Regions from separate parts of the Mus musculus genome. Here all the other regions are linked to region 3. Evidence: chromatin loops called from intact Hi-C (ENCODE). Cell type or tissue: heart. All regions are shown on one strand. Links, peaks and the distances in the headings refer to the core of each region. The heading gives the core; the rest is flanking DNA.

Evidence for each region. Hi-C counts contacts between places; a loop is a spot of excess contacts. Peaks named below come from ENCODE experiments on the same cell type or tissue, not always from the same donor. Only the 100,000 strongest peaks of a DNase experiment are listed, where the experiment ranks them.
Region 1: a loop joins it to region 3, with 4 times the contacts of the local background. A loop is called at or near these places in 10 of 42 quality-filtered maps.
Region 2: a loop joins it to region 3, with 2.8 times the contacts of the local background. A loop is called at or near these places in 20 of 42 quality-filtered maps.

Annotation. Positions count from the first base shown.
Region 1 is chr7:34,667,111-34,674,986 of GRCm38, reverse strand. It overlaps Chst8 (carbohydrate sulfotransferase 8), which reads left to right. Exons shown (of 4, transcript NM_175140.4): 4 at 1-519. Among named protein-coding and RNA genes, the nearest start is that of Gm12781, 11 kb to the right of the region's middle. In heart, for the core only: a CTCF peak has its summit at 2,857 (motif pointing right); a DNase peak (open chromatin) is centred at 2,876; H3K27me3 peaks cover 1,342 bases.
Region 2 is chr7:34,331,868-34,339,743 of GRCm38, reverse strand. No RefSeq gene overlaps it. Among named protein-coding and RNA genes, the nearest start is that of Garre1, 22 kb to the right of the region's middle. In heart, for the core only: a CTCF peak has its summit at 2,997 (motif pointing right); no DNase peak of the experiment used is centred there; H3K27ac peaks cover 516 bases.
Region 3 is chr7:34,262,480-34,270,355 of GRCm38, reverse strand. It overlaps Garre1 (granule associated Rac and RHOG effector 1), which reads left to right. Exons shown (of 14, transcript NM_172741.3): 3 at 6,606-6,803. Among named protein-coding and RNA genes, the nearest start is that of Gm12758, 32 kb to the right of the region's middle. RefSeq lists an enhancer at 563-5,201. In heart, for the core only: a CTCF peak has its summit at 4,143 (motif pointing left); a DNase peak (open chromatin) is centred at 4,095; H3K27ac peaks cover 1,662 bases.

The DNA.
Region 1 (7,876 bases), core at 1,270-5,269, 410 kb before region 3:
CATTGGGTTGGCTGAGTTTGAGACGGAGCACGACTCGGATGGATGCTTTAAGAACTCAGCTGAGCTATGCTGAGCTATGCTGTCCAGGGAAGCCTGAGACCCAGAAGAGGGCCCCAGCGTCGAGGGATGTCCTACATCCCCTTATCCTTTGCCTTGTACCAAACCACGTGGTTTGCTGCTTTTCTATGACCCAGGGTCATCTGAATAAAGCACATGGTTTTCAGAGCAGTGGTGTCTACTCCAGGCTGTGCTGTGAGCTCATAGGCACCCTGCCCTATGCCTTGGGGAGTCTTAGAAAAAAAATTTTTAATGTATTTTACTATTAATAATACGTGAATATGTGCACATGAGTGCAGGTGTCTGTGAAGGCTGTATGGGGTCAGATTCCCCCCCCCCCCCAAAGCTGGAGTGACAGGCAGCTGTCAACCTCCCTGTAGGAGCTGAACCGCTAGAGCAATCTGAGCTCTTAACCTTAACCGCTGAGCCTGCTTTTGTTTTGGTGAATCAGGATCTTGCTGTGTATTTCCAGCTTGTTTGTTTGAGTTCTTTCTCTTTCCAGACCACCTGTGGGCCCTGCTAAGTCCCTGAGAGAAAAGATAGGTCTGTCCCCACTTAGGGAGTGGAGTCCCTTGGGTCTCACCTTGCAGCAGGTTCTCTGAGGACAGCCAGAACAGGGGCAAGCTCCCTATCAGGTGCCCATTAGGGCTGCACCTGGGCTCTGTAAGGCACTGCACCTGGGGCTCTGCACCTGGGGCTCTGTAAGGCACTGAGCAGCATGGTCAGTTTCTGTAATTCTCACCGTGGGGAGCGACGTCATCCTCAGCTTCCTAGACGTCTATGGTGAGCTGGCTAAAGCTATAGCCAGCACATCCCTGACCCTGAGTGTGACCTCAGCCTTATCTACACACCTAATCAAACACCTCAAGGCTGACAGATTACCCACCCTTGAGGATCTGGCTTTGGGGGAGGGGAAGGCAGAGCTGTCTGTGAAACCTCTCCTTAAGTTGGGTGCCAGAACTGATTCTGAAATTGGCACAAGTCAGAGTGACAACGGAAAGGTCCCAGTGGGAGCTCTGTTGGTGCTTACAGTATGAGTGTGACTGGGGCTGTGTCTACAAGGAGAGGGAAGCACTTTGTATTAGGAGCAGATGTCCGTTTGCCTGTCTCTCCAGGATTGCTGAGAACCTCTGCCTGCCTTCTGGATCCGTCTGTGGGGCAGATATATCCAGGTCGTCCTGGGAGACCACTCCCAAAGCTGATGTTGGGTCTGTAAGGAGAGACAGCACCAGGTCCCCCAGGCAGTAGATGCTACTGGAATCCAGCTGGCCTCATACTGGCTACAGCTAATTCACCTCCATTTTGCCTTTACTGTAGTGGTCTCTGGAATCTTCCAGGATTGGAACAAGTGACTGAAGCTGCCTTCTGTCTTGGAGCCACATTCATCCAGGAGCCCTGAGCAAGGGTGAGGCTGCCCTCTGGTTCCAGCTGGAAGTGACCATCTGATAGGGAAGGACCCAGAGGGATGGGGAGGAGGATCAAGTCACAGCCAGAGGGGTTTAGGAGATTCATGGAAGGCAGATGTCCAGAGGCTCAGAAAGCCAAGAAGGTCACCCTGACTGGAGCCAGAACCAGCTCTAGGCAGACCCATGTGAGAGATGCTAGAGAAGCCTGGAAAGCTAGAAAGCTAACTGTGGCCCAGAAATAGCAGGCGCTAGCGAAACTGAATTCACAACGGAGAAAGTGTCTCTGGTTGTGGGTACATTTGGCAGAGCTTGGGGCAGAGTGTCTAGGAGCTTCTGCTCAGCCAAAGGACACCTAGAGGCCCATCTGGGCAGCCTGTACTGCCACTTGGTCTGCTGCAGCTCATTGCCCTGGGCTACTGCCAGAGAGGGGGTGGGGGGCAGTCAGGGAGGGGAAGAAAGGAAGTGGGGGAGAGAAAGGGAGAGCATGTGGGGATGGGCTAAAAATAAGAAACCCTCGCAAGGTCACTCTTCAGTGTCACCCAAGCAGGAGCTAAGCTGGACACACCTACATGCAATGTAGCCATTACCAGTTTTAAGGGAGGAGGGAACAAGACCCAAGACTCTGACAATTAGCACCACCTTAATGGTCCCCAGGATGGCCATCAACTGAAGGCCATAGGCCCAGCCCTGAGGCCCTGCCTCAAATTCATTGAGGTATATCCAGCCTCACAGCCTTGAGCTAGACTGTGGAACACAGGAAAGAATGTGCATGCAGGGATGTGTCTCTGTCTCTCTGTCTCTCTGTATGTCCTTCTATATGGACATAAATGACTGGATGATGGGTATACGTGTAGGTGGAACTATGGACAAGTCCTCTGTCCCCTTTCCTCTCTGGTAGCACCTTGTATTCATTACTCAGTCCTGTCCCAATTGCTCACCATTCTCCCTGAAAGCAGACCATCTGATCACTAGGAAGGGTCACTGGGGGAAAAAAAATCAAGGTTGGAGAATAGCTGTCCAGTCTCAGGCCCTCTCCTCAAGTGTGATCCATCCCCCAGGGCCCCACTAGGACACACATGTGGGTACACACACACACACACAGATTCCCCACCAGGCCTTTCTTTATCTTTGAATGGCTGACCTTCCCTCGATGTAGAAACCATTGTCAGGATAGAAACAACTGGTATCCAAAGTCCTGGGTCCCTCCCTCAAATACCCTGGGGAGGCATTCAAAATCCAGACAGGTTGACTCAAACCCTGTACCAAGCAGACAGGACAAGCCACTTCTCTTTCTCCAGTGTAGCATAATTGCCGCCAACGGGGACTTTATAGATGCAGAACCACTCATAACCAGCAGGTGGGGCCAAGTCCCTGCTCCTAAACAGAGGCCGGTGCATCCCTAACTGGGCCACCAGGTGGCAGCAACATTCCAGAGTGGGTGACGCTAGCCAGTGCAGAAAGAATTGCCTCTCCCTAAGATGAGATTTCAACCAACCTCCACAGAATCTCTGGGAAGACCCCAGACGCTACTTTCTAACCCACCAGTTCCAAAAGAACCTGCCCGAGTACCAAGCACCCCAGCACCTCAGCTTCTCTCATCCCTCAGATGGGTCCAAGAGCTGGGTTACCAACACCAAGCAAGGCAATGGTTTCCACTGTCCATCCGAGAGATACCAGGTATTCTCTGACCTCACTGGAAACGCACATGCACACGCGTGTACACACACATACACACCCGTGCTCACATTGCATACACACCTTCATGAGCATCACCTCTTCTGGTATTTTAAATAAATGGGAAAGCCCAGTAGGCCCCTCAAAAGTAGGTATTTTCTGTTGGGTCCTGTTCTCCTTCCAAGCAATGGTGTTCTCCAATGCCCACCCTATGTCTCTGTCTCTTCCTCCAAGACATCGCCAAAGCACAGTCCTTAGGCTAATCTATCAACAAAACATAAAATTAAAAGATTTAAGCGGGGTGGTGGTGGCACACGTCTTTAATCCCAGCACTTGGGAGGCAGAGGCAGGTAGATTTCTGAGTTCAAGGCCAGCCTGGTTACAAAGTGAGTTCCAGGACAGCCAGGGCTACACAGAGAATCCCTGTCTCAAAAAACAAAAATAAAATAAAATAAAATAAAATAAAATAAAAGATTTAAAAGGGCATAGGGGTGCACACCATGTAATCTCAACACTCAGAAGGTTGAGGCTTTGAGACTGTGATCCTGAGCTTCAGACAGCCAGCGCTGCATGGCACAATCCTCCCTCAAAAATAAACAAAACAGAGTCGCCCTCCAAGGCTTGCCTCAACCCTGCTCTGTCTTTCCCACCAAAATGCATCCCATGGCCCCACGGCCTCTCCTCCATCTCTTCTTTCTCTAAAAATATCCTCCCACCCCCACCCCCACTCCGACGCCCATCCCCATCCCCATCCCCCCACCCCCTACCCCCCTAAACAGGTTGGCACTGGTTCTTCAGCAGCCTCCAGTGTTCTGAGTCCAGCAGCCTCTCACCTGCCTGTGCATCCCCTGGAGGGCAGAGCTCAGCACCACCCCTATGCTGGCTTCCCAGTTTACACCTCCACCCCTGACCTCTAGCAGCTCTCCCCCCACCCTGCCTTGTCCAGCCACCTGCCCCACATCTGTATCAGCACATCCAGAAGGTGCCTCAGATCACCTACCCTACCTGAGCCTCATCTCTTCCAAGTCCTGCACCCCCCTCCCAGGACTCCCACCTCAGCCCACCACCCCTGCACTCTGTCTTACTTCTTGAAAGTATCTCGAATCCACCCCCTTTCTCCCTACTGTCTTTTCTTCTTTACTTCCTTCTTTCTGTTTTCTAAGGCAGTGTCTAGCTACCATAGCCTCTGCTGGCCTTGAATAGACTCTGTAGCCCAGGCTGGCCTGGCTCACAATCCCCCTGCCTCCACCCTGTAGTATTGGAATCAGAATCATGTACCATCAGAGGCTGCCCATGTCTTTTCCCTATTTGGAGCTGTCACGTTTTGTTTGTTTGTTTGTTTGGGTTTTGTTTTGCTTTGTTTTTCAAAACAGGGTTTCTCTGTGTAGCCCTGGCTGTCCTGGAAGTCACTTTGCAGACCAGGCTGTCCTCAAACTTACATAGATCAGCCTGCCTCTGCCTCCTGAGCACTGGGATCCCACCACCATGCCTAGCTGGAGATGTCATTTAAACCCATACCATTGTCCTCTCTGGCCTTGGCTCTTGAAGTAATAAGAAGTAAGAATAACCAGGTACAGTGGTGCACATGCGAGATCTAGCTTTGCAAGAGACCCAGGCAAGAGAAATGCTCTGCGTACAAGGCCAACCTGGGCTACATACTGAGTTATAGATCAGCCTGGGCAACAGAGTGAGGCGCTGTCTAAGAAAATAATAGCAATGGGGCTTGCAGAATGGCTCAGCCGGTAAAATGGCTTACCTCTAAGTCAATCTAAGACGATCTAAGTTCCATACCCAGGACCCACATGGTAGGAGAGAAAACTGACTCTTGCTGACCCACATTTGAGTGACGGCATGCAGACACACACACAATCAGAATAAACAGATAAACACAATATTTTTTTTAAAAAATGCAGATATAGGTCATGCCTTGGAATGCTGCCTTCCCAGGCTTGCCAGTGAGGGCAGGGAGTGTGGATTCCTCTTAAAGCCTTTGTCAATATGCTTGAGGCCTTAGGCTCAAGCCCCAGCACACATACACGAAAATCATGGTATTTACAGGCTGATCCCAAACTGCTCTGCATATTTCATGAATATATTATTTTATTTACTTGCCATTACCACCCTGTAAGATAGATACGGAGCAGTTATATCCTCCCGGGATCTCCCGACAAGGACCTTGAGACACAGAAGGGGTTGAACAATTTACCCTGAGGCCACGTAGCTCTGAAAAGACTGTCTCCCTTCCAGCGCCCGGCAGTTAGGTCTGGTGTCCAGTCCTTAACCATTAGAATGCTCTGCTGCTCTGTGGGGGGTGGTTTGTGAGAGCAAGTTAGGAATCCAGTGACCTCAGGAGCAAGGACAAGACAAGCTTTGCAGGAAACTGAGATTCCAGACGCCTTTAAGTGGCTGCCTGAGGTTCTGATAAACAGGTGTCCTGCTGCTGGAAAGTAGCAGGGGGAAGTCGGAGCTTGTCCCCTCCCCCAGCAAGCGTGACAGCAAAGATGGGAACAGATCCCGAGTGGGCTTAGTGCCCTCCAGAGGCCAAGATGATGATGAATGATGGGTGGAGAGTTCAAAGCCATCCTTGGCTACCCAGCAAGCTCCAAGCCAGCTTGGGCTATGTGAGAGACCCAGTCTGGAAAAGTAAAAGTTAAAGGGGCGGGGGTAAGAGAGGTAACAGCCAGAGAAACAGGAAGAGGAGGGGGAGGAGGGGGGAGGGGGAGGTGGAGGAGAAGGGGAGGAGGGGGAGGGGGAGAAGAGGGGAGGGAGAGGAGGGGGAGGGAGAGGAGGGGAAGGGAGAGGAGGGGGAGGAGGGGGAGGGAGAGGAGGGGGGAGGGAGGAGTGGGAGGAGGGGGAGGAGAGATTAATCTGAGCCAGCCTGGTCCAAGAGGGAGGGCTGAGAAGTAGGGTGGTCTGAAAGATGAGAATCTGGAACCTTCTCTTGGAGTGACAGGGAAGAGGGTGGGCAGAAATGACCACAGTTCAGGGGCAGTGAGAAGGTTCCCATCCCATAAGCATTTCCTCTGGGGTGTCACACACAATGCCACCAGATCCTGCCTGGTGCCTGCCCATCTCTGTACCAGCCTGCAGCTCTCTGTCATCCATGGCTTAAGGTTGCCCATGAGTCTACATGACTATACAAGCATTTGGTCAGCCTAGCAGCCTCACTGGGGACAGTTGCCAAGGTTACAAGCTAAGACTTCTCTTTGGGGTACAGATGCCCAGAACAGGGGTACAGGGGATGGAGTGAATCTGTCTAGCATTTGGAATAGAGCCCCACCAGCTCTCAGAGATGTGGGTGGGTGGCAGTCCCACGGCCCCAGAGAGCTGCAAGTCCTAACACTGTGGGAAGGAACAGGGCGGTCAAATCCAGGCTAAGAGCAGAAGCTGTGAGATCAGAAATACTCTCAAAAACCCAGGCCCAGATTTTTACTTTGCCTTTTATTTATTTCTTCTTAAACCCTGTTTCTCTCCCCGAGGCATCTAATCTATTATTTAACATTGGATTGTACGATTGAAACTCCCAGGCAAATTGAAAATTATTTGTGTTGGAGGTTTCAGGCATGATGCTGAGACTACCATTTCTGGGGGACTCTGAGATCCAAGCAAAGGCAGAAACCCCCGGCATGCGGCTCTGATCCAGGAAGGGGTCGGGCAGGCCGAGCAGGGTGGCGGGCAGATCCAAGGGCCTCGGGCACCTGGGGCCGGTTGACTCAAGCCTAGCACACCCAGAGCTCCACACATCTCAGGGCCATTAATCTCCATGCGGCATTTCACTCGGGAAATTCTGCCGAAGCCTCCCACCGGTCAAAGTCCTCAAGAGGCCAAGCAGGTGTGATCAGTCACCTGGCCCTGCGCCCACCCTGGGGGAAAGGCCTCAGTCACGGGAGAATTAATGACTCAAGGACAGGGCTCACCATCATTTTTCAGAGGTTAGTGCTCTGCGATTTGGCAGCGGGAGGGCGGGTGGGGGGGGCGGGGGGGGGCGGCCAGCCTCAGGGAGTCAGGTGACTGAGGGGCAGAGCTTGGGGTGGCCCCGGGTGGGCGATGATTAGGATTGTTGTACCCTAAATATGGACGAGTCTCATGACATCATAGCGCTGTGTTCGAAACCAAGGATCAAGAGGCTGGGCAGAGGGCTCAGTCAGTAAAGCTCTTGCTGCCTAAATTCAGATCCCCAGCACCCACGTGCAAAACTAGGCAGCAATGGATGGCTGTAATCCCAGCACCGGGAAGGTGGAGCGAGCCTAGAGCTGGCCAGGCAGCCTAACTGAGCCCCAGGTTCAGGGAGAGACTTTGTCTCAAAAAATAAACTGGATTGACTCTAGACATCAATCTCGGGGCTCCATAAAACACATACACTTATACCTGTACACACACACATGCGCGCGCACAAATTACCCTGTGTTAATGGGTTTGAAGCCCATGGAAGCAAGCCGTGGGCCCCCTCGCCTGGGCAATGGTACATGTATAGGGAAGGAGGAAGGCTGTGTGGGAGGGCTGACACCAGCTTCCCAGTAACTCTGTTAGATCCCAATAAGGAGACTGGATTCTGTGCTGCCTCTGGGAGACATTTAAGAGCTATGATCCAGTTCTTATACCTCTGAAGAATCAGAACCTGGCCTGGTATTCCAGGCCCAGCATGCAGCTGCCCTGGGAATGTGAAGCAGGACGATGGTCAGTTTAAGGCCTGCCTGAGCAACATTGAGAGACCCTCTCTTAAAATTAAAAAGAGAAAA
Region 2 (7,876 bases), core at 1,270-5,269, 71 kb before region 3:
TTTTATTTGGGGGATAGATCCAGACTGGCATTGAAATTAAGACGCTGGCCTCCCCCTTCTAAGCACGGAGCTCACAGGTGTATACCACCACCACACCGAGCTCCTTTCTGCCTATGGGATGTCTTTGGCTTCTGGCTGGGAGTCCACAAGACCATCATTCTTGTGGCCATGGTGTGTTCCTCTGGAAGAATTCCAAGCAGAGGGAAGAGGCCCAGGAGCAGAGTGCAAAACACCAGATCCAAGCGTTGAAGGAGACTTAGGAAGTGGAGCCTCTCAAGATGCGTCCAGTTCTCCAACGTTAAGTATACGGGTGAAAGCAGTGCTGCCTGCCAAGGCTTAAGACTCAGTGCCCATGGCTTCCATGCTGGGGTGGGGAGGACTGGCTACATAAGCACCTTCTGCCTGCCTTACACCCAAATGCCACACTTCCAGCAGTAACCACAAGCAAACCACATTGTTTGTGCAGACAGTGTAGAAACAGTGAGCCATTCTTAGCAGTTCTGGAATTGGGGCATGGGAGGGGCTATCTGGCAGTACACACTTCCAGATGGCGGGCAAGAGGAAGACTCGTGAGAGTCCTAAAGCCACAGGCAGTTCGACCTGCTGCGATACCTCAGCACATCACTGCACACCCTGACTTTGTCCCTTGTCCAGTGATCTTTTCCGCTCATCCCCTCCTATGTAACACCATGGACACACCTGTCCATCCACCCCGTCTGCAGTAGCTCTGAGTGTTGGCTGTCACTCACTTTGGGCTTCAGCTGGTTGGTGGGAGGTGAGGCACCAGGAATGTAACTCCGGGTCTGGGATCTTTCTTTCTCGACTTTATGAGCTTCTTCCTTTCTGTTCCTCCCTGCCAGTCTCCAGCCAGCCCAGACATCATAATCCATCATTTATATTGCAGATACTCTGAAGTCCCACTTGTCTATACAGTCACTCTTCACCTAGAAGGGAATCATAGTTGAAGGGTGGGGGGTGCAGCTTAATGGTAGAGCACTTGCCTAGTGTGCACAAGACCCTCCCTGGTTTCAGCGCCCAGCAACAAATAGTTGGGAAATGGATACTACTGTAATATGAGTCTTCCTCTCCTGGGCCTGGACATGGCCAGCAACACATATTTGTGTAATCACCTCTCTGCAGACAGCAAGTGGTCTGACCAGCGACTTCAAAGAGAACTGAAAGCTATCTGACAGAGACTGCCCCCACAATCTAAACCACCCTTGTCTGCCTCCGGCCTTCCCTGGGGACCCTACTTTAAAAAGACCTGTCAACAGTTTTGCCTGTGCCCTGGCACCCTATCCACCTCCCAGATTTAAATTACAGACTCACTCAGCTTCTTTCGTGAGAAGCCTTTCCATTATTAGTTAATTGCTGTGCTAGTGTACTATTTTATGTTGTATACAGAATTACTTTCATACTGTAGTAGCTACACGGCACATTTGCCTTTATGCTTTTTTGGGGGGACACTGGGGTTTGAGCTCAATCTTGCACTTAGCAGCCAGGTCCTTTACCACTGTGCTTCACTCCCAGACTATTTTAGAAAGGGTCCCACTATGTAGCCTTAGCTGACTTTAGACTTAGAGGTCTGCCTGCCTCCATCTCCCAAGTGGTGTAGCTCACAACCCCCTGTAACTACAGCTCCAAAGGTCCTGGTGCTCGCTCCTGGACTCAGCAGGCACTCAGGCATGTGTCACACAGACATACACACACACACACACACACACACACACACCATGAATTTTAAAAAATGGTTTTTAAGATTTGTGTGCCGGGCGTGGTGGCGCACGCCTTTAATCCCAGCACTTGGGAGGCAGAGGCAGGTGGATTTCTGAGTTCGAGGCCAGCCTAGTCTACAGAATGAGTTCCAGGACAGCCAGGGCTACACAGAGAAACCCTGTCTCAAAAAACAAAAAAAAAAAAAAAAACAAAAAAAAAAAAAAAGATTTGTTTTGTGTGTGAGAATGTTTTATCTGCATGTGTATATGTGCACTACATGTGTGCCTGGGGCCCATGGAGTTGAGAACAAGGTGTTAGATCCCCTGGAACTGGAGTTATACACAGTTGTGAGCTGCCATGTGGGTGCTGGGAATCAAATCTGAGTCCTCAGAAGTGCTTTTATTCACTGAACCATCTCTTTAGTTCCCAAAATCAAAATCTTTAAAAATTGTATTTTTTAAAAACTGGACATGGTGGTACGTGCTTTGAATGAGGAAGCAGAGGCAGGTGGCTGTCTATGATCTGGAAGACAGCTTGTTTTGCATAGGAAGTTCCAGGCCAGCCACGGATACATAGTGAAACCCTGTCTAAAAAAAAAAAAAAAAAAAAAAAAACAAAAACAAAATAGAGACTTTTAAGTTATTTTTATAGGTAAGGTGTGAAAGGTAAGTGTGCCCTGTGTCTAATTTACATACTTTAGAAGGTCTTATACTACCACTTGGGAGGCTAAAGCAGACCTGGGTTATATATAACAAGACCCTATATTAAATATCTGGCCGGGCAATGGTGGCACATTACTTTAATCCCAGCGCTTTCGAGACAGAGGCAGGCAGATTTCTGAGTTCGAGGCCAGCCTGGTCTACACAGAAAAACTCTTGTCTTAAAAAAACAACTCTGGTAAAGCAGGGCATGGGGAAAGGGAGAAGTTGCAGTATTGGAGAAGCTGGCCTCACCCCACCTTCACCTGCCTTTCAGATTCTGTTTTTGGTATGTTACTGACTTTGTATGAAAGAGGAAAACCCTTTTATTCAGCAAACATTACGTTCTTTTTTTTTTTTTTTAAGGTTTTTTAAGATTTATTTATGCACCAGGCATGGAGGCACACGCCTTTAATCCCAGCACTTGGGAGGCAGAGGCAGGCAGATTTCTGAGTTCAAGGCCAGCCTGGTCTACAAAGTGAGTTCCAGGACAGCCAGGGCTGTACAGAAAAACCCTGTCTGGAAAAAAAATATATTTATGCATATATCATTCTGCCTGCATATATGCCTGCATGCCAGAAGAGGGCACCAAATCTCATTATAAATGGTTGTGAACCACCATGTGGTTGCTGGGAATTGAACTCAGTACTTCTGGAAGAGCAACCAGTGCTCCTAACTGCTGAGCCATCTTTCTAGCCCCAGACATTAAGTCCTTACTGTATAGCAACTCTAGTTCTCATTGCAGAGGAAGCAGCAACAAATGAAACCAAGCCAGCACTGACTGGCACTTGCTTTCTGCAAGGAGGAGACTAAATGAGCACTTACTACATAAGAGGCTTAAGAGATGGAAAAAGCAGGAAGTGGGCAAGAAAGAGAGTGGTACCAGGAAGGAGTCCTGCCACCAGTTTTAAGTAGGTGAGGGATATGTACATTTAAAAAGTGACCTGATGGAGCACACACCTTTAATCCCAGCACTTAGAAGCAGTGCCTAGTGATTCTCTGAGTTTGAGGCCACCCTGGTCTACTTAGTGAGTTCCAGGATGGCCAGAGCTGTGTAGTGAGACCCTGTTAAGAAGCCATTGGGGGTTGACCTCAAGGGCTGGAGAGATGGCTAAGCAGTTAAGTGCTCTTCCAGGGGACTTAGGTTAGATTCCCAACATCCACAAGGCACACACATGGTGCACTGACATACATGCAGACAGACACCCATACATACATTTTTTTCTTTTTTTTTTAAGATTTATTTATTTATGTATATGAGTACACCATTGCTGTCTTCAGACACACCAGAAGAGGGCATCAGACCCCATTACAAATGGTTGTGAGCCACCATGAGGTTGCTGGGAATTGAACTCAGGTCCTCTGGAAGAGCAGTGAGTGCTCTTAACCACTGAGCCATCTCTCCAGCCCAATGTCTTTCTCTTAATACTTAAGGGAGGAAGGACATTCAAGCAGAAACAAGAGCAGCTGCAAAAGCCCTTGTGGCAGGTATGACCCTGAACAGCAGCCATAGAAGTTAGGGTGCAGAACAGAACATTTGAAAGTAGGAATGGATCAGAGAGGAAGCAGAGCACTCTACCCCAACGCTGGCAGGTAGGCTGAACTCTGCTAGCAGACCAAGAAGGATGAAGGCCCCTATTATCACTCCAGGTGTCACTGCTCCCTGGTAGTTGGAACACATGGCTTGAGTCTTGAGTCCTCAATCTATGTTACAATGGCCTTTGTCATAGAGCCGGTCGAGCAGAGGCCTGTGTGACATCCCTTAGCAAATTGTCCCTCTGTCTTCAATGTATGTATTCACCCAGTTGGACTAAGGGAACAGGGTTCAGAATCAGACACTTTGCTGTGCCAGACCTGTGGTTACAGGAAGCTAAGTTGTTTCCCAGTCTTTTTGTAGTCCAGGGAACACTGTAGTGAAAGACCTTCATTATCGTTTCACATGTGGTTTATCTGGAAGAGAAATTCTAAGAAGTGGAAATTCTTGGAAACAGCATGGCTTTGTAATTGTAATAAATACCTGCTCTGTCATACTCAGGAGCCACAGTGTATTCAGGAGCAGTGTATTCCTCAGTTAGGGTGGGGTGGTGTTGGGGGTTGGTCTGGTGCTGCTGTATATTCAAATGCTAGATTCTGTACCCCAAGACCTGGTTGCCCCAAGAGAAGCAAATTTCCATGTACACTAGCCTTTGTTGTGCAAACCTTACTCCCCAGTTTAAAACTATTGGTTAAGTAAAACTGGCAACAGCTAGTTACTGAGGGGAATAGAGAGCGGTTATCAGATTTGAATTACTAGGTGGAGAGGAGGGGTTACAGGTAGGTTACAGGTAAGAGAAGGGGGGCACAGAGGAGGAAAAGACATAGAGAAGAGGAGGTCCCCATTAGTCATGATGGACCAGCAGTCTATGCCCAAGCCAGAGTGAAATGCCTCCCCAGGACATCAGACTGCTGGAGCAGAAATAACCCAAGAAGATTCAAACAAGAATTGGGAAGCACAGTTGAAGTAGCCAATCTAGAGTTAGAGAATTAGATTAGGGGCCATCCCCTGGTAATTGTGCAGAGCCTAATAAATAAATCACAGTTTGAGTCTCATTTATTTGAAGGTGTAAGACTCGGATGAGACTTAGCTTACTGGGAAACACCTCCCACCCCCCACCCCCCATCCTCCACCCCCTACTCCCACTCTCCCACCCCCAGTGAAAAATGTGGAGCTGGAGATCGATGCCAAAGCCAGAGGAATTTATTGTTCCAGCATTCTGGGGTCATCATCCTGCACCCGAAGGAGAGGCAGCAACCCTGGGTGGCCCAGGTCGGTGAGTTTTTATACAGTTTCCAGGAGCAGAATAGAGAGCATCAGCAGCTAGGCACAATATGATTGGAGGAGCAGAGCTCCCTTTAAACTGATTGATCTTTAGGGAATGAGGTAGTAGGGGCTTAGCCTCTTCCTTCTGGTATGTGCTCTCTGGCCTGTCTCTTCCAGGAGGGGAGGGGTGCCTGGTGGAATTTTCCAACTGCTCTGAACTGACCTCATCAAAGGTAGATGAGGGGTGAGCATAATTCTTTTATTTTACAGGATCGAACCACATGATCGTCAGTAGTGTGTGAAGCAACTTTGGAGAGTGTGTGCTCTGCTGGGGCATGGTGGTGCACACCTTTAACCCCAGCACTTAGGAAACAGAGGCAGGCAGATCTCTGTGAGTTTGAGTTATAAGGCATTCTCTACCTAGAGAACCTGTCTCAAAAAGGATGAGGGGTAGGGGCTGTAACCTAAGTTATATGATGTCAGGTGCTAGTGTGCAGCTCAGTAGTACAATACTGCTCAACATGTGACATGTGTGAGCCTAGGTTCAGCCACCAGTACCACAGACATTTATACCAGACAAGCCCTTGCACGCCTGAACACAGCACTTAAGTATTATGCATTAGTCTCTTTGAGGGTAGGCATTGTTTTATCATCTAAGTTATTTGTACTTCCCCTTCTGTAGGCTATTTGTAAATACTCTGTATTATGGAAAAAGATTTTTTGTTTTTTAGGATTTATTTATTTTATGTATATGAATACATGGTCACTGTCTTCAGATACACCAGAAGAGGGCATTGGATTCCATTAAGGATGGTTGTGAGCCACCATGTGGTTGCTGGGAATTGAACTCAAGACCTCTGGAAGAGCAGTTAATGCTCTTAGCCGCTGAGCCATCTCGCGACCTGGAAAATAATGTTTTTAACATGTGAATATGGTTAACACGCGTGAAGGAAAAATAACATACATAGTCTTGTTCCTCACTGAATAAAGAGCTGCATGCCTGAGATCCTGCACTGAAGAGGGAGTCAGGAGGACGGATAGAGAGACACACCGGAAGTTGAAGGGAGGGACATTCTATTTGGAGGAGGGTTTTTCCGAGAGAGAGGGACATTCCTGCTGGGATGAGAAGGTCGAAGGAAAAGAACCCATAATACATCTGGTTTCCTTCGTCTTTTCGGACTCACTGATTTTTTTATTCATTATTAATGACTGCATTTAGCTCTCGAGGTAAAGGAGCACAAGGGAGGCCATGAACTTGCTGTAGTAGGTGGAAGGCCCAACTCTCACACTTAATATGAAAGCCAGACTGAGCCTCCAGCTGCCCTTGAGCTGGTGACAGAGGCTGTTCTGCACTTGGGAAAGGTCTCAAAGGGAAGTTACCATTAATTTCACAGGGAATTCATGTCTTCGTTTATAAGTGAGAGCCAAGTTCAAGGGTCTTGGTTCCCAATGGGGACATTCCTTTAGAAGAGTCACCATGGACAAGACACAGCGGCCCTGGGAAGAAGGAGAGCGAGCCTTGGATCCACACTAGTACTCAGGACTCAGAGACCACGCTCCTTCTTCCAAGGCAAATGCTATTTACTGTTTGACTTCTGTTCTTCCAGAAAGCATCTCTCTCCAAATTGAGTAACATGTGCACATGAGTGTGTGTGTGTGTGTGTGTGTGTGTGTGTGTGTGTGTATAAAACCCAATTTGCCTGATAAAAAATATTTTTGAGAGAATATCATCCCTGTAACTCACTATGTAGACCAGGCTGGCCTCAAACTCACAAAGACCCACCTGCATTTTTTTCTTTTTTCCTATTTTTTATTAGGTATTTTCTTCATTTACATTTCAAATGCTATCCCAAAAGTCCCCTATACCCTCCCCTCTCCCCCCACCCACTCCCCTATCTACCCACTCCTACTTCTTGGCCCTGGCATTCCCCTGTACTGGGGCATATAAAGTTTGCAAGACCAAGGGGCCTCTCTTCCCAATGATGGCTGACTAGGCCATCTTCTGCTACATATGCAGCTAGAGACATGAGCTCTGGGGGTTACTGGTTAGTTCATATTGTTGTTCTACCTATAGGGTGCGGACCCCTTCAGCTCCTTGGGAGCTTTCTCTAGCTCCTCCATTGGGGGCCCTGTGTTCCATCCAATAGATGACTGTGAGCATCCACTTCCCACCTGCCTTTGCAACCACAGCTGGTTTAAAATATTTATTTTAGGCAAGTAGTGGCGGTGCATGCCTTTTTTTTTCAAGATTTATTTTATATATGTGAAGATGCTGTTGCTGTTTTCAGACACACTGGAAGAGGGCATCCCATTGCAGATGATTGTGAGCCACCATGTGGTTGCTAGTAATTGAATTCAGGACTTGTGGAAGAAGTCAGTGCTCTTAACTGCTGAGCCATCTCTCCAGCCCGGTGCATGCCTTTACTATTTTTGTTTTTTGTTTTTGTTTTTCAAGACAGGGTTTCTCTGTGTAGCCCTAGCTGTCCTGGAACTCACTCTGTAGACCAGGCTGGCCTCGAACTCAGAAATCCACCTGCCTCTGCCTCCCAAGTGCTGGGATTAAAGGCGTGCGCCACCACGCCCGGCTGGATTTTTTTTTTTTTTTGCCTCTACTATTTTATACAATTTATTTATTTACTTATTACATCTGTCAGGATGCATA
Region 3 (7,876 bases), core at 2,444-6,443:
GCTCTGAGTCTCAGTGAGGCAGCTCCTGAAGCACTGATTCAAGTTATGGTGTTTTGTTTTTTTATGTTGTTGAACCCAGCCTGGCTTCAAACTCATGCATTTGAATGATTCTCTTTCCTCAGCCTCCTGAAAAGCTGAGCCTACAGGTGTTTGCCATGCCTAGTTTTGAAGCATTCTTAAGGGCAATGACAACTTTTTAACAAAAATATACTTAGTTCAACAACAACAACAAAAATTCCTAAATTTTAGTGGGCTTGTAGGCCATACGATGTGTGGTGACTTGGATATATTTTCAATTTCTACCCCATAGAAACATACAATATAAATTTGGTTATGGAGAAAATTTACATCTGAAGTGGGGAAAGAGTTTAAGAACAGATATTGTCTTTGATTTACCATAATTAATGTGAATTTAGATACTTACCTTTTGTAGCCTTTCCCTGGATAATCTTTTTTTTTTTAAGTTGTATTAAGATTTTTTGCAATGAAGCTGAAACATGACTTCTTGTGAGGTTGGAGAGATGGCTCTGAGGTTAAGAGCAACCATTGTTCTTGAGGAGGACTTGAGTTTGGCTTCCCTGCATCCACGTTGGGTGCCTTACAACCATCTGTATGTAACTCTAGCTATAAGGGATTGTTTGGACTCTATGGGTACCTATACTTCTATGGACACACAACATATGCATATAGTTTTTTAAAAATCTTGAAAAAATGGCTAGGTGTACTAGAACAAACCTTTAATCCCAGAGTTTGAGAAAGCAGAGGCAAACTGATCTCTTTATGTCTGAATATGAGGCCAGCCAGGGCTACATTGTGAGACCTTGTCTCAAAAATAAGAACAAGATAGATTTCTTACATATTTAGCACATATAACATGGCAGTAAATTAGATTCAGGACCCTATGCATGCAAAAACAGGTGCTGTACTATTGACTCATAATAATTTATTTTGGGAAATGAACAACAAAACAACATATAATAACATCTAGATTTTACTAAAATACCCAAAGTATTTTATTTATTTATTCAGGAATAGTTAGTACTGTTTATTTTTTAGCAGAATCCCTACCCCTCCAAGCCCTGTCCAGTTAAAAGTGAAGATGTATCACCGTCAAAGGCTTTGCATGTCATGGTGCTTAGCCCATGTGGCAGGCAGGAGCTCAGAAACCACCTCTGCTGTTTTTACTGGCAATATAGCAGCTTGTCCAGGTCAGAATGTTCTTTTGTCTGAACATGTGGTGTTGTAGGCATATGCTGACTTTATTACATTTTCTGGTTGTTCCACCTTATGTATAGCTTGGCTTTTCTCTGTGATTGAAAATTCTGGCTGCAAAAAGATTTGTAGATTTTTTTTGTTAATCAAGGAACCACACCCCTGGGATGGAAATCTGAGTCTTGCGTGATCAACAAGCATTCTCCCACAGTACAGCACCAGCTTGTCAGTGTTTGCATGCTATTTTCAGTAAGCTTGGTTTTTTTTTTCCCCATTTTTAACCTGTAGTGCAGTTTTCATAAGTACTTTCCATAGTCTTCAAGTAGTCTGTGTTCTCTGTTTCTCCTGAGACACATTTAGATGGCAGTATCAAGGTCTGGTCTGTGGGTTGGGTCATTGTGTAATGACTCTGGAATTACCATATAGACAATAAGCTGTATTCAAAACAAGGTTGTGAACACTGAAAATGAAATGGAATGCGTAAGGTATATAAGTACTGGAGAGAGGGAAATGATGGAATGGCTTTGGAATTTCAATTGGAAGCAGCCAGTCTGGCAACTTGCTTTCACTCTAGAGACTTTTTGTCTGGTCAGACATAAGGTACAGAATGGCTTAGTTTTTGCAGGGATCTAAGAAAGATGAATTGTTGAATGGAGTTGAGCAGAGCAGTGAACTTTTGGGTTCTTCCATCTGTGTTAATATGGAAAAAAAGTAAGCTGTTTTGGGAGATGAGGTTGACCTAGGCATCCACAGTTCCATTCACAAGCAGGTAGAAAGTGCTGTAGGAAGGAATGGCTGTAACAAAATTTCAGAACATAGAGGTTGACCCTCAACAACTATGATGGTACAGAAAGGATGTCTTAGTTCTCAAACAGGATGGACTTAAATTAGAACCCTTTGTAATCTGCTTAAGCTATAAAACTTACTGAGAAGAAAGAGGGTGTGGTGGCCCCAGGCCTATAAACTCAGTACAAGGTCACCCTTGTACTAGTGAGGCTACACTAGTGAGGCCAGTCCAGATGAGTTGTTGCCTCAAGAAACATACAAGAGGTGTAGAGAGATGGCTGCTTTTGGAGAAGACCTGAGTTCAGTTCCCAGCACCTACATGGCAGTTCATACTTTTTGTAATTCCAGTTCCAAACCCTCTTCTGGCCTTTTCAGGCACTAGGCATACACTGGGGTATAGATATATGTGTAGACAAACACACAGATAAAAATAAAATATTAACAGCAACATTAAACAACCAAACAGGTACACCAAGAAGAGAGGGACTCTGGTTATACCCATGTCTACAGTGTGGTAGATACTGTGCATACAGTATAAGAGAATAAGAAGGTTCATGTGCGCAACTGTTCTGCTTTGAGACCTAGTCTCACTCTGTAATCCACGTAGATTTTGAGTTTGTGGATCTCATGTCTCAGCCTCCTGAGTGCTAGGATTACAGGCATATACCATGGCACCAGGCTTGTGATATACCCGTCTTGGCCATCAGGAATTTCCAGTAAGCAGGGTTCTGTTTCAGTAGCTCCCTAACGATTATCTGCTTCCAGAATGTCTTCTCTTTAGTACCTACCCACTGTTGTTTTTATATCCTGGATCTTGTCACAGGCAGACAGGGCAACCTGGTGGTCAGAAATGTCTTTTAGAGTGAGACAGACATTCCTCACTTAAACCTACTTGACATTAAGCAAATTTATCTTTTTAAGCCTGTTTTGTCATATGTAAAATGGGTTACTTTACCATGTGTGTGGCTCCTGGCATGGGTTAAGGTGGTGGCTGTTGGTAGAGCTTCAGTGCTATTTTATACTTAAGTACCTGGCCTTGACTGTTCCACTCACCCATTCTCCAGCTTATCCAATCTGTTCTGCAGCCTTACATGCCCTGAGTCTGTGAGCTGAGAGAGCTGTCTGTGACCCTGGGACACATTCTTCCAAACCTGTGTGAGGACAGTCCCCAAGAACTGGCCCATCCCTGAGTCAAGGAGGGTGAGGTCTATTAAGGGCGTTGAGGGCTGAGCCAGGAAAGGAGATGAGATAAAGGGTGAGCAGAGACAGGAGCTTTGTCCTCTCAGAAGGTGATGTTTATGTGTCTGTTACTTGAGGTGACATTTTATAATAAGTAGTCACTGAAACCAGTTTCCAAGAGTCGGGCTAACTACTGGTTAGGTTGGCCTTTAATTATTTACAACGTGTATTTTGTCACAATCTTAATTGGGTTTATGCTTTACCCATCGTGGGAAAGAAGAGGGCAGTTCTTACAGAGAAGAACTGCAGCTTAAATGACTCATCTAAGGTCAGGTACATAATAAAGAGCAAAGACAGCAGACTGACAGCAGGATTCCACCTCCACCTCTCTAGCAGTGCATTAGGAGGACCCACCCCAGCCCCATGCTTCTGTGATCCAGATACCAGGCTTCACTGCCATTTCTCAGAGTGTTCCTTTCAGAGTAGGAAGTGAAGCTTTCTTCCTTGGTTTATCCTCAGAGAGCCTTTTCCTCACCACCTGCCAGGCAGCTTGTTCTCCAGCTGCATCTGACCTTGTGTCTATTTATGGCTTTGTTGTCTCTTAGCCCTATTAGGATGTAACCCTCCTGAGCACAGGGATTTTCTCATCCTCTTTCCTGTGTACCCTCAGGATTTTTGAGCTTTGTACATATTAGGCATTCATGTATTATATATTTATTATTAGAAGGAGCAAGTAATTTTCATTGGTCAGAAGCTGGGAGAATGTGACCCCAGAGCAGCATGGCAACTTCACTTACCCTCCATTTCTTTCTCCCATAGCTTGCTAAGAGGCCAAGAAAGAGGGGAGAGAGTGTGACCTGGAGGAGCCACCCAGCTCCTCTGTCGCTATAGGGAGCTTCCTGGTGCCCTTAGCCGGTGCCAGTTAAGACTGAATTTCTGTTGTGTGCCTGGTCCAGTGCTGCCACCCTCTGTCTGTTTGGATATTGAAAGTGTTGAAGACAAGAGGACATACTTGCTAAAATCGTAGAAGCTGAACACTGAATGAAGAGACTGTTCTGCTTGTTTGTTTTGTAACCTTTGTGCCTGGTTTCATAACTTGTCTAGCCTTAGTCTTTTTCTCTGTAACATAGAGATGACTTCATAGGGGTATTCTGGGATTTGTGACACAACCCATATGAACTCTGTAGTGTAGACCAAGTACATGCTGAATGCTTAGTTAAAGCCGACTGGTAGTGTGTATGGTACTAGACAGAGGGCGTGTATTCATGTCAGGAGTCTCTAGCTGGATTCTTAGGTCTGTGTCCCTCACCCTACCCTTCATAGCCGTAGCCTTAGTAGGGAGGAGCTCTGAGGAAAGGGGCAGTGGAAACCTAGGAGGTAGAATTCAGCTTTGATTTAGCTGTTCACTTAGAGGGTGGACACTTTAATATGAGCTTATTGTTTGTTTGTTTTTTGCTCTAGTTTTGGATGAAACTTTAAATTAACATGTTTGCTCTGGTGCTTTCTACAGGGGAGAAATCTTTTAGAGAGAATAGGTATTGGGAGCTGGCCTGTCCCAGTTTCTGTAGCAAAGCAGCTCTGTTGTGTGATGCTGGATTGGGTTTATGGTTAAGGGCAGCATCTGACTTAGATGTGGCTGAGTCTTTAGGCTGCTCCAAGGTACAAGATGGGGTGAGAGCGTCGGGACTCTAATGGATGTTAAATCTTTGAGAAAGGAGTGCAGACAGTTGGAGCAGCTGGGGTCTCACCAGATTGCCCAGGCAGACTTTGAACTTTCAATTCTCCAAGCTCAGGGTCTTTTTCAGCTAGCAGTTTCTCCTGCTTTTTAGAGAAAAACATAGGAAATCAACAAACATCACAGCTGTGCCCAAGTTAGAAAACCAGACTGGGAGTTGTACACTCCTGAAATCTAAGAAATTCAGGAGACTGAGGCAGGGGGATTGCAAGTCCAAAGCCAGCCTGAGCTACTTAGTGAGACCCTCCTGTATAAAGTACAAAGATAAAACGGAAGGAGGATGTTAGCTCTTCCTCATTCTGCTCCAGGCCCTGGGGATAGCTTCAGTACCACCAAAAACATACAGAGAAAGTAAGAGGGGGGGGGGGAGGTGGCAGTGGTGCAAACCTTTAGTACTAGCACTTAGAGGGGACAGAGACAGGTGGATCTCTGAGTTTGAGGCCAACCTGGTTTACAGATTGAATTCCTGGACCCTGTCTCCTGAAAAAGGGGGTGGGGGAGGAAGTCAAGTCACTAGGAAGCAAGAAAGGGAACAGCTTCCCTGGTCTCCAAGCAAATAATCTTTCATGGCTTAAAATGTTCATTTAACATTTTAACAATTTAGAACATTTGTCTATTAGCAGTGGGATTTGGGCTTCTATTATTGTTTTGAAGCAGGGGAACAGTGGCTTCTAACTCTCTTTGTAGACCAGGCTGGTCTTGAACTCATGATGCACCTACTTAAGTCTTCCAAGTGCTAGAATTACCTGAATATATCGCCATATCTGTCAGATTTATTGTTTGAAAAAAAATTCTGGCTGGACATGGTGGCATGTGCATTTAAATCCAGGGCTTGGTAGCCAGAAGCAGGCAGATTGCTGTGAGTTTGAGACCAGCCTGTCCTACAGAGTGAGTTCCAGGACAGACAGTTCCAGTGAGATCCTATTTGAATTATTAACTAGCCAACCAACCACTGATAGTGTCAGATTAGTGGGTTTCTGCCTTGTTGATAGCATTATCTCCTATGTTTTGTTGACTCCTGGAAAACTGGTCTGTCAGCTTTGTTTTGTAATGAGTAGGAGGAACACAACAAACAACTGTATTCATAACAATATTAGCACAGCACTGAAACAACCAGTATCTTTGAATTTCATTCCCAATGGAATGTTTTCTTCTAGGTCAAACCAACCTTTCAGATTTTTACTCACATACCATGACTTTTCCTTTGCGTTCTGAATACTCTGTGGCCACAATTGAGATTATGAATGGCTCGGACCCACAGGAACTCAAAGACAGTCTAGACTCGGGAAGTGAGGACAGGTGGGGGGAAGTTGGAAGACCCACTTGTGCCTGAGGCTTACTGCTTGCTTTGAAATGTTTTGTTTTGTTTTTTTCAGACAGGGTTTCTCTGTATAGCCCTGGCTGTCCTGGAACTCACTTTGTAGACCAGGCTGGCCTCGAACTCAGAAATCCGCCTGCCTCTGCCTCCTGAGTGCTGGGACTAAAGGCGTGAGCCACCACACCTGGCTCTTTGAAATGTTTTGACTTCTAAATTTCTAGTATCAAGGCCCAATAGGCAGGCACTTGTAAAGCAGGGGGACTTTTTAGCATTGCATGCTTTTATGATTGCCAGTCTGTTGACAGTTGAGGAGTTACTGCACTAATCCATGAGCAACCCACAGCCTAAAATCCCCTTGCTCTTTTGTTTTCACAGGTGTTGGGGCGATGTTTCTTGACAGTGGTGCAAGTCCATTTCCAGTTTTTGACCCACGCCTTGCAGAAAGTCCAGCCGGTGGCTCACTCTTGCTTTGCTGAGGTAGTTGTGCCAGAAAAAAAGAACAGCAGTCTGTCTGGCATGGGCCACACACCTGAACTGGAGGAAGCTGTGCGATCCTGGCGAGGGGCAGCTGAGGTAACTGACCTGGGAGAGGCTGCTGGGATTCTTTGACTGTTGGCTCCCAGGAGAGACACTTGCTTTTAGACATTAAGTTGTAAACTTACCACTAGCTTGCTGCTTCTTCTTCTTCTTTTTTTTTTTTCCTTTTTCTTTTTTTCTTTTTCTTTTTTTTTTTTTCCTAGACAGGGTTTCTCTGTATAGTCCTGGCTGTCCTGGAACTCACTCTGTAGACCAGGCAGCCTTGAACTCAGGGCATGCAGGCAGGGATGGGGAGCAGGAGAGAACAAACTGCAGTGGCAAATGCAAGAAAGTGCGATGATGAAACCTATTACTATATATGCCAACTCCAAAACTTCATAAAAATGAATAGAAAAAGATGCTTAGCTGAACTAATCTTAGGTCCTCATTTATCATTTTTTTTGCATGTGATCTTAGCCATTTTCCTATTAATTTATTTGACACATGAAGCCTTTTATTTTTTAATGATCAGAAGCTACCCAGCACAGCCTCACTAGTGGGTAGAGAAGCTTGAGCGGGATAGAATGGCATAGTGATCAGATTTGGGGAGGGACATGCCAGTGTCCAATGAGCATTCTCCTCTGGGCTTCTGGTGCCCGTACAACCTCTTGGATGAGGACCTGCTTTAGAAGTTTACTGCTGGCCATCTTCAAACCTTTTCATGGAGCATCCTGCCTAGTATACAGTTCTTCCTCTGGCCACTCTAGCATGGTATTCTCTAGTCCAGTGGTTCTCAGCCAGGGTCTCAGTCCTCTTCAGGGGTTGAATGACCCTTTTACAAGATACCTAAGACTATCCAAAACCACAGATATTTACATAATTTATTGCAGTAGCGAAATTACAATTATGAAGTAGCAACAAAATAATTTTATGGCTGGGGGGGGGGTCATCACAACATGAGGGACTATATTAAAGGGCTGTAGCATTGGGAAGGTTGAGACTTCTCTACACCCAGAACTTAAACTTGGATATTAACAAGTCAGAAATAGTTTTTCAATTGGCAGGGTGGTTCAATTGGTGAAGGTGTTTGCGATAGAACCTGATTGTGCTGACTTTCATGAGTTATACAC